Linked DNA regions of Homo sapiens: region 2 is linked to region 1. Evidence: chromatin loops called from intact Hi-C (ENCODE). Cell type or tissue: dorsolateral prefrontal cortex. All regions are shown on one strand.

Region 1 (8,000 bases):
AGGAAATTGGGGTAAATGCAAAATAAGAAGAAACTAGTGGAAAGTTCACCTCTAAGTATGAAAAAGCTAGCTGAGAGTTTGGATACCCAGTGGATACCATGAGGTGCCATGCCCTTGTTCACAGTGGGCTGCAGATTTCGCCCTGAGATTCCTTGCCTACCATGGTAGAAAAGAAACCCACAGAAGCAACCAGATTTCAACTGCTTGTTAGACTTTTTTGAACTGTCATTCAGGAAATTTTCAGGAATCCTAGACACTGAAACCTAGAGGAATTTGTCTAGCAGGTTTTCCTGAAGGGCACAGTGTGTGACGTAGTGCATATTGTGCCCATCATAAATACAATAGTAAGTTTTGCAGGGCACATGAGAGCTGGAATCACTCACTCAAAGTCACCCAACTGGTAAGCAGTCAATCGCAGTCCTTTGATCCCATGTCTCATCACATTACCTGTCACTGGTTATTTGTGGTCTCTTCTGTTTACTTGTAAGGATCATTTTCAGAGTCCTTATCAAGGTCAGAAAACATCCATCTGAAATGAACATGAGCATTTGAGGATTAATAGTAATAATAACAACATTAACAATAATAACAACAATGGTTACTGTTGCCGGTTGCTTGCCTAGCAGGTACTGTGCTAAGTGCTTTACAGTATGTCATTTTATAGAATTCTCACAAAATCCTATGTGGTGGATGACTGTTATCCCCCATGATGAGGAAATAAATGGATTCAGAAAGGCTAACAACTTGACGAACATGAAATGTCTAGTAAGTAATCCAGCTGGGATTTAAACCCAGGCTTGTCTGACCCACAGCTCTTGCCTTTACCCACCAGGCGTCACTCTCTCACCCTGAGAGAGGTAGTATCACCCTGTTGAGTGTTCTAGTAGCTGTGGCGGCTGAGTTCAAAGACAGAATTATCAGAGGAGGTCAGAGGGGAAGTCCACGGATCCACAGGCAGCAGAGTGCCTCAGGACAGCCATGTATACCATCTGTGTCCCGGCCTGGCTTTGGTGTCCATCTCTACTCAAAATGGCAGCTCAGTAGGAAGCTGACCTTGACAAGTCGAGAGACAGAGCTGCATGTCTGCCTTGCAATTTTGAGTTGGGGCTGATCTCAAAGTAACAAGACATGGCTCCTTCTGCACCTGTCCTCTTCCTGCTCTATCCATGACATCCTTGGTCTCTCAGGTCCACAGTACAAGATCTTTCTGAGGTCTTAGTTAATTAAAGTATGTGGGATGAAAAGCAAGAAAACCAACTTCTGAACTGGCCCAGAGACAGAACTACTGCTGGCAGAAATAGAGTTTCCATTGCTTTTTGTCTGTATAAATTGATATATTTAAGTAGAGAGAGAATCTACTTCGCTCATGGGAAATCTGAATATGAACTAATCAGGGATTTATGTTGGCCACAGCAAAAGAGAGTATGATGTTTACTCATGTGTTCAGCAAACATTCATTATTTGCTTGTTACGTGCCACGCTATGCTTGGTTCTTTGGGCAAAATGGGGAACATAAGACCCAGCACCCACTCTCCTCAGAGATGAGCATGTGCGTAGTATAGACAAGACAGTGAGTGATGGGTATCTAGGTATATTTCTGTTTGTAGTAGAGAGGGGTGGCTTTCAAACTGAGCCATGATAACATTTCAACAGGCAGAGAAGACTTAAGGCAGGGCATATTAGTTTGCAAGGACTATTGTAACAAGTGACCACCAAATGTGTAGATTAAAACAATAGAAATGTATTCTCTCACAGTTCTGGAAGCTAGAACTCTGAAATCAAGGTGTTGACAGAGCTGTGTTTCCTCTGAAGGCACAAGAGAAGGATCCTTATTTGCCTCTTCCTAGCTTCTGACAGCTCCCAGCGTTCCTTGACGCTACTTGGCTTATAGCTGCATCACTCTCATGTTTGTCTCCATCTTCATATGGGCTTTTTCTCTATGTGTATCTCTTTGTGCCCTCTTTTCTTCTTATAAGAACACTAGTCATTGGGTTTAGGGCACACCCTAATCTAGTCTGGCCTTAACTGATTGCCATCTGCAAAGAACCTATGTCCCAATAAAGTCTGGGGTTCCAGGTAGACTTAAGTTTATGGGGGACACTCTTCAACCCACTACACGAGGGAAGAGACAATTTAATAAACCACTGAGGTCGGTGGAAGCAAGACATGTTTGCAGAATGTTATTAGACATTTCCGGGGTCCTGAAGAGAATAGGAAGCATACCAGAGAAGTATGTTCTGGCCAAAGTATGAAGCGCCTGGATACTAATATAGAAGTTGGAACTTTAGTCAGTAGACAGATGGGAAGCCAGGACAAATTCTGATCAGGTTACTGATGAGACACTTATTGAATACTAATTTAGCAAAGGTTGAAGCAAAGGATTGGTAGACCCATCTCATTCAGGAACTGTGAACTTAGGTCAGATCAACGTTTGGTGAGATTGACCATGATTTGATGAGTTTAACTAGGGAAAAATTAAGCCCTGAACTTCTCTTTCAAGGATGAAGTCAGTGGTAGGACTTTTGGTAGGTTTTCATTCATGCAACAAATATTTATTGAACACCCACTATATGCCAGCCTTATTTTGTTTTTGGCTTTTTGAAGGAGACTTTTTATTATTTTTATATACAGAAAACTGAACAGTGTACATTTAACCCAGTTTAGTGGCAAGTCTTTTAGCTTCTGCCTCTTACAGCTTGGCAACACAAGCCACAGATTTTGGACCAAGGACCTTGCCTCCTCAGTGATGTGGGATCTCATCATATCTGTCATTATAATTGGTCCTGATGGCTTCTACCAGCTTAGCCAAAGCGCCTTTGTCTTCCAAGTTAATGTGTGTGAAGGCAACAGTAGTGCAGATCTCCCTGTGGACTAGACACCCCAATTTGGCCATCTCCTTGATAATACAATAGGGGACTCCCTTCTTAGGACTCAGGGCAAGCGGGAAGACAGCCAGCTCCATGGGATCCACATCATGTGCAGTCACCATCGGCTGAGCTTTCTTGTTCTCTACTGAGGTGGTAAGAGTATTAACTCCTGCTGGAAGGACAGGTGGCCTCTTCGTGGGGACATTCCCTTTGCTGGCAGCTTTCTTCTCAATGCAGGCCAACAATCTTCTTCTCTTGCTTTGTCTCTAGCCAGTTTAAGCAGTTGAGTAGCTGTTAGGGGTCCAAGTCATGGGTGAATTGGTTAATCACAGGAGTCATTCTGAGCTGCTTATAGGGTAGCCCTTTACTACTATAGCCAGAAGTAGTGGGAATATTTGACAAAAGGACTAAGGTCCCTTTGGGGCTGGAGGTCCTGTCTTATGCCAACATTCTTAAGCCTTTTCTCGAACAGGGGATTCACCACCCTCTTGGCCTCCTACTTTTTAATGACAGCAGGAGCCAAGGCCGTCTTCTTCCCCTTGGCCTTTTTTTCTTTTGACATCTTGGGCAGCTGGAGGAGAAAGCTCTAGCATTGTTTTAAGCTGTAGGGATACAGCCATGAAGAGTCAGGCAAGGTTTCTGCACTGAAGGAATTTGAACTTGAACGAGAAGAGAGACTAAAAAACAGGTGAATAATAGTTTTATGAGGGTATTCCTATTGAGTTGATCACCATTGGAAGCACAATGTTTCATGCTTAGCTTTGCCCATGTATATGTATCTTGCACATCCATAGTGAGCCTTAAAAACTGGCCACAGATTTTAGGGATGAAACACAGTTTTGCCACATATTTACATTGTAATTTTGGAACCATGTAATCACTGCTATGGGTCTTTAATTGGCATATTAACTTAAAGTTTCTGTTTCCCAATACATAGACAAATGCCGCATTTAACTGAACCTTGCAAGTGGGAGCCTTGGGAACGGAAATAATCTCCCCTAATTTATCTGATCAGTGTCATTTTTCTTGAGAATAAAGTCTACAGTGAGATTGCCAATCTTTAATTTTATTCAGTGAAATTACATGTTTCCTTTCAACTTCTCCAAATACCTTTGCCTGATAGAATTAGAGGTGCCATTTCCAGTTCCTTCTAGCTTGAGGATGGCAGCCTGGCTAACATCAAAACCTCATACTTCCTACCAGGAACTGTTTTGCTTGTGTTTATGTTTGTCTATTTATGGCTATGTTTTGGGATGATTTATATAAAAATAATGTTATTTTCTTCATAGCTTTCTCTAATACTCAGACTTTGTCACTTCTTTGCTTTGGTGCAAAGAGGGACTCAGTCCTCTAGAGTGGCAATTTGCACGCAAAGTTTTGGTGGAGTGAAGAACTTCCAATCTCATTGCTTCATGTAGACTTGGCATGTTCTGGGAAGGAAACCCACCTATGTTGTGGTGTGCCTTTCAGGAAGGATTTTTGCTAGTTGAATCTGGGCTCTGCAGTGGTGTGGTTTCTCGCCAATTTGAGCAGAAGTGAACCCTCTGTATTGCAGCTGTGCAGAATTTTCCACTGACCTCCATGGAGGCTTGAAAGCATGCTATTCTCAGCTCTTGTTGCACCTTAGTACACATGTGCTTCAATGTGACATTACTCTCGGGCCCAACCTCTTCGGTTTTATGTCCTGCTGCAGCACCAAGCATCTTTTGAGTAGGAGGAGATGAGAGACACAATCCATCTTGTAGTTGAACTGGTGAAGTCATAATATTTTTGCAGCCAGTGCTAGAAGCTGAGTCACAATGAGTGTGATTCAGGCCTTGAGTTTTCACCCAAGGTAATTTTGAGAGGTGTGAAGTCAAAAAGACCCACAGTTGTCACTGCCCCCATAGAAAAAGCCCTGAGCACTGAGCTTCTGTAACCAAGGCAGAGCCCAGTCTATACCTGGAACCATTCCAGTTTTTAACTTTTATGTCTTTCATTTGCCTCAAGAATGAATGACCTCATTCAGAAAACACTGTCAGTCATTTGCCCACCTTTTAAAGTCTGTCTTTTTTTATTTTTATCTTGGTCATGTTAACCATGTTTTTAGAAAGGGGAAAAAGCTAACTTTTTTTCTAAAATTAATATCTCAGTAAAAACTCACATAATTAAGAGATTTGGTAGACTGGCATTGTCTTAGTTTGGAAATGGGAAGTTCTAGATTTCAGATTTAAGTTCAGCAGGGATTTGACCCTTTCCTCAAATGTAGAAGGTGCTTGAAAGACATTCAGATATAAAGGGTTACCTTAGAAATCTGTAGCTTTTGCATTTTTTAAATATTATGAATGAAAGGCTTATAAGCACACACATACAGACTGGAGAGTTCTTATCAGGGGTCCAAGAGGAGGGCCCTGGCAGAGATCAGAAGACCTGTGTTCCCAGGTCACAGCTTTGTGCTGAACCAGAGGTGTGACTTTGAGGAAGTAGCTTAATTGATCAGTTCTCGGTTTCCACATCAACAAACTGAAGAAAATAGAACTGACTTTGCAGGGTGTTATGAGAACAAAAAGTTATGTCAAGGGTAGAACACCTAACGGTGCTTGAACCGTAGCGAGCACTTAATAGTCTGCAGTGGTGTTCACATGAATAATTACTTGAACTTCAGGGTGTTATTCTGACTATTCATGACTTTGTGTAAAATTCACTTAGACACACATAGTGAAATTGGAAACTGCAAAGAAAACCAACCTAAGTGGTAGAGGAATTGAAAAGGAGGCTCATAAAAAAGTTTGAAAGAACTGATTATTAATTGTGGAGAAGTGAAGACTGGAGAGTCACTGAATGACTATCTTTGAGGCGTGTGGGACATCATTATATGAAAAATGATACCGGGCTGTTCTTCTTCACCGTAGAGGTCAACGGAACCAAGGCAGGCAGGACAGGGCAAAGCCAAAGAATGAAAGTAGAAACAGTAGAGATGATAACATATAAATGAGGAACTAAAATGTAGAGAGAGCAAGGGGGATGCAGTCCCAAGGAAGATGCCAGTAAAGTTCATGTCAACACTTCCCATGAACTCCTAAGGTCTAAAGGCATATCCCCAGCATGGGGGCAGTTCCCCGTGGTTCAGCCTGCATGCCCCATCTCTTGCTGTTGACACTAGCTTGTTCATGGGTTCTGTCCATGAGTGCCTTACCCAGCGTAGTTGCAGTTAATGCCTGGCACTTTGCTTAGAGCAGTGATTCTCAGCTGAGGTCAATTTGCCTCCCCAGAGTGTGTTAGTCTGCAGGCATTTTTGGTTGTCACAGCTGGAGAGAAGGGGGTGCTTTTGACACCTAGTGGGTAGAGGCCACAGTTATTGCTAAACATCCTGCAATGCACAGGCTGGCCCCCCACAACAAGGAATTATCCTGTCCCAAAATTTCAATAATGCTACTTTTTAGAAACCTTGAGTTACAAGAATAGAATATCCTAGCATGAGCTCCTTAAGATTTACTAGTTTATGCCAAAGCATTTTTTTTTCTCCGTTTACACCAAACCATACAACTGAATGGTTAGAGGACTTAAACAGTTGCTATTCTAAAAAAATGTGTGGATTACATTATAATCATGTGTTTCTTAGCTGTCTGCTATACTTGGGTTTAAAAATATTTATATTTCTAAATAAGCAACTGATTCTTTGTATAGGGAAAATAACATGCATTAGAGCTCCAGGGGGTATGTTGCAGATACCACCTTCCACGCTTCCTCTGCCCAGCATTTTGCGGGCCGATTAATCGCTGCCTTCAAGGACTCCCAAGGCAGTGACTGCCCTACAATCAGAGTGTTGTGGTTGAGACTAAGGCATGACATTGGGTGGGGAAAATTCCCTAGAGCCTGCACACTGGCCAGCAACAAAGGGAGGACTCTAAAGAGTGAGTCGCATCGGTGTACAACGTACCGATGCCCTGGAAACATTGCTATTCAGTGACTCTGGGAATAAATCATGCTTTCTTGACTTAATAATACATTGCTGTTTCTAAATAATATAAGTATATGTTGTGTGCGTCCATTTGTAAACTTTCTGAGTCTTCTGAAATCCAGACACAGCATGAAAACACATGCTATATTTGATTCTTGCATAAATAGCACAGATTTTAATTTTATCCCAGTTATGGATATCTGGCGTGTGCGCTGATACTCTGGGCAGACTGGTGTGAAATTTAATTTGAGCAGTTAAACACAAGGGTGAGAGAGTGCAAAATAAACAAGCACACGCATTTCCAGCCCTACAGCATTTGGTATGTTAACGGGAAAAGCACCCAAATCCTCTCTCTCTTTTATTTTTTCCCTCTGACAATCAGATTACAGACTGTCTAAAAAGACACAAATCCTCCCTGTCTCCTGCGCAACCCCACCTCCCCCGATTGTTGCCTGCAGTCATTTCATTTGTGAGCTCTTCATAGTTGGAGTTTTAGTGAATGAAAGTGTACAGGTTTGCTTTCAGACTTGATATTAGATGAGAAATCCCCTTAGTTTCAAAAGGAGGGAAGAGTCTCTTTGAGAATACCTTAGAAGGGGAAATGAGAATGGAATTGGAAATAGTGAGAAATAATAGATTTACAGTTAAGCAGACCTGGTTTCACATCTCTGCTTTGCCAACTGCAATGTCTATGACCTTTGGAGAGTTACTTAAAGACTCTGTTGCCCATTTGTACTTATTTGTAAAAATGAGAGTAACTCCAGCCTCATAAAGTTGCTGATAGAAAGGTACCAGAACATAGGTGCCTGGTGAATGTCAGTTTCTTTCCCCATTAAAGACATCTGTAAGTCCAGCCTCAGTTGCACTTGCTGAGGAAGGAAGGCATGCTAATGGTTGTTGTCAGTAATCATTAATGTTGGTAAAAATTGCAGCTACTTCTATTCCTCCCCCTTGCCTTAATCACCTCCATTCAGGAATTAGCAAGCACCTACTAGCCCACCCCACCTCTATTTATAGGTCATTCTGGGTATTAAGTACACAAAGAGCTTTTGGTCTTAAAAACACCCACTCATTCCTGAGGAATATGTTGTTTGGGGGTTAGGGGAGGGGCAGGGTGCATGTGTGTCAGTTCAAGGAACCAGATCCACGAGGAGCAGCAAGATTGGGTGAGTTTCTTCTTGTATTCCAAAGAA
Region 2 (8,000 bases), 100 kb before region 1:
TGTAGCTTGTTAATAATGAATGAACATCACCCATAGGTCCTGAAATTAACAAGTGTTAAATGTTAGGTGATTATTAGGGGAAAACAAGATAATCTAGTCAGTGGGCTTAATTAGGTGGTGATTGCCCAATTGCTGCTTCATGATAATTATATTCATAACCCCATTTCTAGACATCAACTACAATTATCAAAATTGACCCCAGCATAGGTAAGTGTTAGGAATCTTATTTGAAGCAGCTTCTCAACGGTAAATATCTGATGTTTCCAATGTGCTTCTGCCTGTTCTTTCTTCCCCTCTTGCCCCCTTTCCATGATCTTTCCCCCATCTTAGTAGAAAGGTCGTGGCAATATTATTTTGTCTGTGACCATGCACATATTGTATAGCTTGTGTTGGTGTCTACAGAAAAAGAAATTCTTAAGTTTTTAGGGGTCAAGTATAACTGCAAAGCTTTCATAAATCAGCAATAGGAATCTTGAAGGATAAAAATCCCAAATTGGCTGGATTGTTATTTACCTCAGCACATGAAACCTGTTAAGTCGATTGAATATGATTCATTTGAATAGATCTTTTACTTTATAAGGCATAATCTTAAAACGAAAAAGAGAGTCATCTGTGTTTAAGATAATGCCTTAGCAACATGATCACTAAGATTTGAGGGAACTGTTAATCGAGAACTTTTAACTTTATATCACCCCTTCCTTTCCTCCAAATTATGAAATTTGCTGCCAGTGTATTCTAGTATAAAAAAGAACGTGTCATTACTAGGGACGTTGTTTACTGTTTATCTCCCAAATGAAGTCAATGATTTCCAGGAAATACTAACAACAACCTGTATCAGAAGTGATACAGTGTGGGTATGTCAGTGTGACACTGTGAATCACTGGGCCAGATTGTCATTTGGCAGGCTTCCCTTTCTGACATGCAGTTATATGGGAAAATAATGCACTTGAAACTTGCACACCATGGCTGAACTTCAGAGCAACTAAGAACAACTAGGAACTCAGCTACTGTATATATTGCTTTATATGTGTATATATGTATATGTATGTATATGTACACACATGTATCTCTATACATAGAGAAAGATAGATAGATAGATACTCTCTAGGCACTTATTTTTCTCTAAAACATCAAGAGTGCAAATAGTCATCTCTTAGAATTTCTGGGGTGAAAATGCAGTTCTCTGTGCAGGGGTCTCTGTTAAGAAAGTGATGTGTAGTAGGTGGAATATACTCTTTGGGGCCACACAAGCTGAGGCTGAAATTTGTCTCTGTCCATTACTAGCTGTGGGACCTTGAGTAAGTCATTTATCCTTTCTGTCCCCATGATTTCCTACCCAGTAAAATAGAAATTATTATAATTTGAATCTGTAGAACTAACATAAGGATTAAAAAATAATATGTGTCTAAGAGTCCTGGCTCATAATGGCCAGGAAGGAAGAAAGTGATAGTTTCTTCCTTCCTCACTGATAGAGAAACTGAGGCAGAGATCTTCTCCAGGGCTTTGCCCCATTTATCTATGGTCAGTATATTAGGTATTTTGTTCTTGGTCTTAAAGTCAGCTTTTGGAATCCTGCTTGTTTAATTTTGTGCTGTGTGTCCCTTTACTGATGAGTAGTCTTTGCTGCAGTTGTCCATTCCCAGCTAGACTTTATTACATCTTCAACTGATGTTCTGTGGATGAAGCAGCACTCTGTATTGCTGTGTGTGCATTCAGTAGGAGCTTGTAAACTACCCGAGAATGATGCCATTTCCTCTTGGAAAAAGTACATTTATATGGTAACAACGCCTTCAACCTGACCTTGCAGAGCTATTCCCTGGAGTGTTGTAGGGGAACAATTTTTAATAAACATGAAGTTTTCTGAGCTTTTCAGAAGAAAGATGTTATTACTGTTCCTATTGTTTGGCATCATTCTGGCAAAAATGATATGTCGAAGAAAATTGTCCTTATTGCAGAGAAAATATTGGCTGTGCTGTTTATATAAATGTTGTCTGCCTCACTGTTGCTCTACTCACATACATATCTCTTAGCCAGTTTGAGGACTGCCCCATAGCCTGGCTTAGAAATGCTTTGGTTTTCTCTGTGCAAATGTTTATTTCAATAGTCCACATCTACTTGGTCTTACTAATGTACTATAATATCAGATGCTTTGAGACCTCACGGGTAAGGAGACTAATTTTAGAGTGTTTTAAGGGTAGATGATATTTTAAAATGTAGAAAACGTGGAATGGTGTTGGTAGGGCCTAACCAGACTTACCTTATTGGGTCTGGCCAAAAGGACATTCATTGGTAGCTTTATTGGTGGTGGTGGTGGTGTGGTGGTGGTGGTGTGAATGTTAGTGGGAAAGATGAAGAACATGTAAGTGGTTCTTTGGTAAAACCATATAGTGATTTTTCACCTGTACAAGCAAACTACTCATGATTTTTTTTTTTTTTTTTTTTTTTTTTACATTTGGGAAATTTCCAGAGAAATAAATATGTCATTGGAATGTTGTTGTTATTATTATTATTATCATTATTATTACTATTTTTGAGATAAGATCTTGCGCTGTTGCCCAGGCTGGAGTGCAGTGGCATGATCTCAAGCACACTGTAAGCCCGGCCTCCTGGGTTCAAGTGATTCCTCCACCTCAGCCTCCCGAGTAGCTGGGACTACAGGCATGCACCACCATGCCTGGCTAATTTTTAGTAGAGATGGGGTTTCAGCATGTTGGCCACGCTGGTCTTGAACAGGAGTTCAAGTGATCTGCCCACCTCGGCCTCCCAAAGTGTTGGGCTTGCAGGTGTAAGCCACTGCGTCCAGCCAGAATGTTACTATTTTTTAATTATAAATAAACTTTAGAGTTGCCACTCTAACTTTGTCCAGAGCTATTTGAGGAGGAAAGAAAAACCTTGTGTTTATTTACTGGTGTTCAAATCTCTAGGATTCTCCTAAATGAGAGATTTTTGGTCTTCAAAGGGTAGAACTCAAAACTAAAGGAGTAGAGATGTAGCTGTGGCTGTGGCAGTGGTTATTAGTACAGAATGCCCTCAATACAGTAAGAAATATGGGATGAAAGAGTAGGAGCTGAACCCCAGACTCCCTAGGACCCCTAAAAGACTGGGAGTGGGAAGGTTGTCCAGTTGTTTACTTCCTTAAGAGATGTATTTGGGAATGCTACTGTCACATGTGTTCAGTTCGTGACATGTAGGATCCTTGCTTATTTGTGACTACAGAGTAGTGGGAAAGTGATTGGCTGTGGGGTATGACCTGAATTCACTCCCCTGCCTGCCACTTCCTAGCTTTGTGAACCTGGGTCAAGCTCATAATGCTCCTCTGCTCCAGTTTCTTATCTTTAAAGTGGAATTCTCTTTCTGGTGAAGCCTGAGAGGCATAATGTATGTAAAGCATTCAGCACCCTGCCAGGGGCCCAATAAATGGCCATCTCTACCGTTCATTTGCAATGATCAATTAGGGGCCACCCAATGCCTCTGGTACAGATGGCATGCTCTTGCCATTCATCCAATGCCTGGTTTTGCATGCTTAGTTAGCAGTTGTGGGATGATAGAGTTGGAAATAATTTAGTGTCTTCATGTGTTTTATAGAAGCTGTTTATTTAAGGAATATGTGCCCATACGTCTATTCATTCATTGAACACTTACTGAGCTCCTCCTTTTGAGTGAGTACTAAGCACGGCTACAGTATGCCTAGGTGGTCAAACCCAGGGGATATGAGATCTCTCTATCACAGTTGTGTTAGGCTCTTTGTTTTGGTAATTGAGTGATTATGATGGAGATAGGTGTCCTCAGCCACATTCAAATAGCCTGGAGCCAGGGGATGGTGAAGAGTGGCTTAGGCTGTGGGTAGTGGATTCCTGTTTAGATGCATTCATTTCTACGTCTTTGTGTGTATATATTTACAATATAATCTGCTAACCATATAGTCAGTGCTGCTGTGGTTCGTAATCTGGCAGATGATTTAAATATTTACTCCAAAATATCTTGTTCTCTGTTGGTGTGAAGTAGAGTTTCCAGTTATTTTTAGGTCATTTTCATCTTAGCAACCCTGTTGGAGATGAACCAGACATGCTGCTGTAAACTGTCCCCACATTTGGATAGAATTTAATAAAGTAAAGTTTAATGGTTTGGTCCCAAGAGGCAAACAGACCATCTGGTTAGCAGAAGGTTAGGTCAAGTATTGCATGGCTGCTGAGAGGGCCACAAACCAGCCCTGACGCACTGGTAATGTGTCCAGTTGCTGAATGCATTAAGCATTGAAATGGTGCTTTCAGGTCTGCCGAGCCAGCAGTTCTGTTACCACCGCTGTGACGCAGGAGATAATTCAGCTGGGCAAGCAGCAGCATGGGGGTGGATCTACAGTACAGGATGTGTAATGTCAACATGAAGGATTGGAGCTGGCAGAAGGAAGGGAAGCAGTCATTTCATGCCAGTGCAGGAAGCCTAGAGAGATGCTTTCCACCCCCCCCCCCACCCCCCACCTTGTCTCTTGTCCTCTTCTGGAGCTTTCACATTATGTGTTAAATGATTACCTTGTGCATGGTCCATGGCAAAACTTCAGCTGATTTTTCTGCCTCTTTTGGAACCTGTCAGCATAAACAGAGTAAACCACATTCCACACACATGTAGGGCGGGCAAAGGAAAGAGTTTACTGCACAGACTGGGAGGAGGAGAAAGGGCTTCATTAGGCAGGAGCATCTTTGTGCTTGAGATGGAATCCCATTGTATGTCCCTTTGTGCTCAGATTTGAGACCGGCCATCCATTCAAAGCCTGCAATCATCTCGGAACATTGTGCTGCAGCTGTAGTTGGTAGAAGCCTGCAGAATGGTTCCAGTGATTCTGCAGAAGCTTAGCAATTATATAATTGCTATGTAACTGGAGAGAGCCATCAGGATTGTCTAGTTCCCCTGGAAAGAAAGCTTCTACAATTTGAGGGGTAGATTGTTTTCCCTTGTTAAACCTGAAAGCTGATGAGCAAGTACATCATACCACTAGGCTGAAACCAGGTCCTCTCACTGGCATGAGAGGGGAAGAAATTCACAAGTACACTTGGCTGGATATTCAGTGGACTTCACAGCTGTGTTAAAGGGAGAGAGAGCAACTCACTGACTCTTGGAATCGTGGATCCTTGTAGCAGTTGAACATGATAGTTGAATTGTTTCTAATATCTGAGACTGTGTTCTATATGCATTCAAGGCATGGAGTATTCCAGAGCTTTCCTAGGAATGGGACAAACAGAGTTGCTCGTAACCACCAAGAGCCCTCTCAATTTCTGCCGCCCGCTCAGGAGGATTTTCACAGCCTCTCTTGAATGAATACTTGCCTCAGATGCTGATCAGTGGAAGCACTGCAAAGCCTGACTCTTCAGATATTCCCGAATGCTGAAATCTTCTCTGCATCAGCTCATGATTCTGTCTGGGCCTGTGCAGTCCAGGAGCTGGGACAGACTGAACAGTTTGCCTGTGAGAACTTAACAGTGCAGAAATGAATTCCTTCTTTCAGCTACCTTACCACTTGTTTTCCATAGTTGAGAAAACTTTGAAGTGGTGTTGGCTAAATGTAGGTACGAGGGCTGCATTAAACCAGTGAGAAGTCCAAGGCTCCATTTCATCCCGTGTAAAACACTCATCTAAAATTAGCCACATCTCCTAACCCAAGTGTGGACTTTGTGTTTGTTTATGTTAAGTAGCTCTAAATTTCAGTGATCCTGCCTTTCTGGTGTCAGTTTTGTGGAGCTGCTAGAATAGAAAGAGTGGTTGTTGGGATATATTTTTATTAATGGTTTAAGTTGGGCCTTTTATAACTGATACTCACCTATATTTCTCTATTTAAATGTGTTTGTAGTCAGAACTTCAGTATAAGGGAAAAGTAAAACATTTTGGTTCCTTTGTGAATTAAAAAGGAATGTCTAGTAGGCAGTGTGGGGACCTGGACTCCCAAGATGGATTGGGTCCACACATTCCTAGACCTTTGACCTTTATACCTGTACGTTACTCTGTACCTCGTGGGTTTAACTCTGAGGTTGATAGATACAAATAGTTTCTTTAAGAATTCTGATTCCTACAAAACAATATTGGCAGGTTTTCAAGGAGCCAGCCTGTCTCAGCACTGAGCTTTTATTTTGTAACAATTTGGAGGGGTATAGGATCACCCATGGTGACCCTTTCCTGCGTCATTCCAGGCAGGCCTTGGCATGCTTCGCCAGATGAGTAAGGACGAGGACAGTTGGCAGGAGGACCTGCTGAGTTCATCTTGCTTCGTATCTTAGGAACTGGCTTGACCCTGCTCCATCATCAGTGTTTGGGCCCTCTGAGAAACTCTAGACCATCTTTTCAAACACTAGGCTTGGAGATTATTATGTTGGGAGCAGCAGCGTGCCCTCATATGAGGGAGGAGCACTTGATTCTAGCGCAGAGGACACATCGAAGGGGGACCCTTTTCTGTCAGTATTGGTAGGCCTGTGAGGACCTTGGTGGTGAGGGCCATGGTGTATAGTGGAAAGATCGTAGACCTCAGAGTCAGTGAGTAACTGGGTGACCTTGAGGGAATGATTTAATCTTTGGTCCCCAATTTCCCTATCTGGAAAAAAAATCCACTTTGTAAAGTTCTTTTGAGGAATAAAGGAAATCATGAAAAGAAATCTCTGGTGCAGAGCTTGACATATAGTAGACACACAAAAAATCCTAATTTTCTTTCCTCCCATCTTTGAGTTTGTATTAAACACTTTCTATAGGTAGAGCACTGTTAAACAGTGACTATCTGATTAGAAGTCAGAATATACCTGAGTTTTACATGAAATCCCAATTGAGGGCTCCTTGAAGCTTGTACTGGTAAAATTGACAAACATATACCTTCTTGGCTAAAGAGGCTGAGCAATATTTTTTATTATATGGTGGCTTTTCAAAGCCAGTGTGCTCCCCTATGAAACATGACTCCAAAATCTGGTAAAAGGGAAGCAAAGTACCTTACCCTCTGTTTGTGCTATCTTGAACATTCTATAATAGATTATATATTAAATTCCTTAGATGAAGTTCTGGTTTTTTGTTTTGACTATTGCTACACGACTAACTCCTCTATAGTAAACCTGAAATTTTCCAGGAATAGCACAGATGTAAGCTATTTGATTATCTAGAATCCAAATGTCTTAACAGTTTTAATGTCTTACAAGCCTTTTTTCTATCACCTCTAGTCCAGTGTGCAACTCTTCATGTTGGTGTGCAGGCAGCCTTATTGACTGGTTTCAGGGAAAAAGATCTTATTCAGTTAAAATTTAGCTGATCAACTTTGAAGGCCAACCACTGATTTGTTTCATAATGAGTTCCTGAACAGGACTAGACTAGAAGCTACAGAAAGGCAGGCTGAGTCTCCCTTGCTCACTAGTGCCTTGAGCAATGCCTAAAACAGATGTACACAGTCAAAATGTATGGAGTCTGTAAACCAAACCTAGCATTTTTAAAAATGTCATATTGCTCCTAAATATCTGTTCCTTAAAAGTGCCTACATATCTGAAACAGAATAGTCTCTTAGTTGCTTCTGAGCAGTCATTTCTGCCTGAAACATCGCTAGATTTATAGCATTCAATTAAAAAATGAAAGTTAATGTAAGTTCTCAATCAAAGAAAACTACCCATCTCTACAATCCATATTATGTACATTTTGAAGTAAGAATGTCTAACAGTCTAGGTTAAAGAAGCCAAGGAAAATTTGTTTGTCGGTAGCTTTTGAAAGATACTAATGTGAGGATGACATTTGACTAGTATGATCCTGAATGATCTTCAGTGCATTATAGAGTTAAATTTCATAGAATTGAGTCTGAAACATTGGATAAGAAAAATTCAAACTCGAATATTCAGTGATTCAAGGCCATTGGTTCTGGAGGAAACTCATTTGCGGTTTTATGTGAAAGAGGAAGACAGGTCTTTTTCCAAGACTTTCTTTGACCTATTAAGTCTAAATGGATGGTGGCATGTATTTTGTAGGGTAAATTGGTGGTATGGAAGCCT

The links. Hi-C counts contacts between places; a loop is a spot of excess contacts. Peaks named below come from ENCODE experiments on the same cell type or tissue, not always from the same donor. Only the 100,000 strongest peaks of a DNase experiment are listed, where the experiment ranks them.
Region 2: it touches region 1 in a loop (18-fold over the local background); 6 of 110 quality-filtered maps call a loop at or near these places.

What each region holds. Positions count from the first base shown.
Region 1 is chr9:106,976,126-106,984,125 of GRCh38, forward strand. All of the region lies in intron 9 of ZNF462 (zinc finger protein 462), which reads left to right. LOC340512 (a long non-coding RNA gene) reads right to left here. Exons shown (of 5, transcript NR_126029.1): 5 at 1-529. It also overlaps the pseudogene RPL7AP44. Among named protein-coding and RNA genes, the nearest start is that of ZNF462, 120 kb to the left of the region's middle. In dorsolateral prefrontal cortex, no CTCF peak of the experiment used is centred here; a DNase peak (open chromatin) is centred at 4,516.
Region 2 is chr9:106,874,875-106,882,874 of GRCh38, forward strand. All of the region lies in intron 1 of ZNF462 (zinc finger protein 462), which reads left to right. Among named protein-coding and RNA genes, the nearest start is that of ZNF462, 16 kb to the left of the region's middle. RefSeq lists an enhancer at 3,554-4,301. In dorsolateral prefrontal cortex, a CTCF peak has its summit at 4,902; DNase peaks (open chromatin) are centred at 4,307 and 4,747; H3K4me3 peaks cover 1,462 bases; H3K27ac peaks cover 6,758 bases.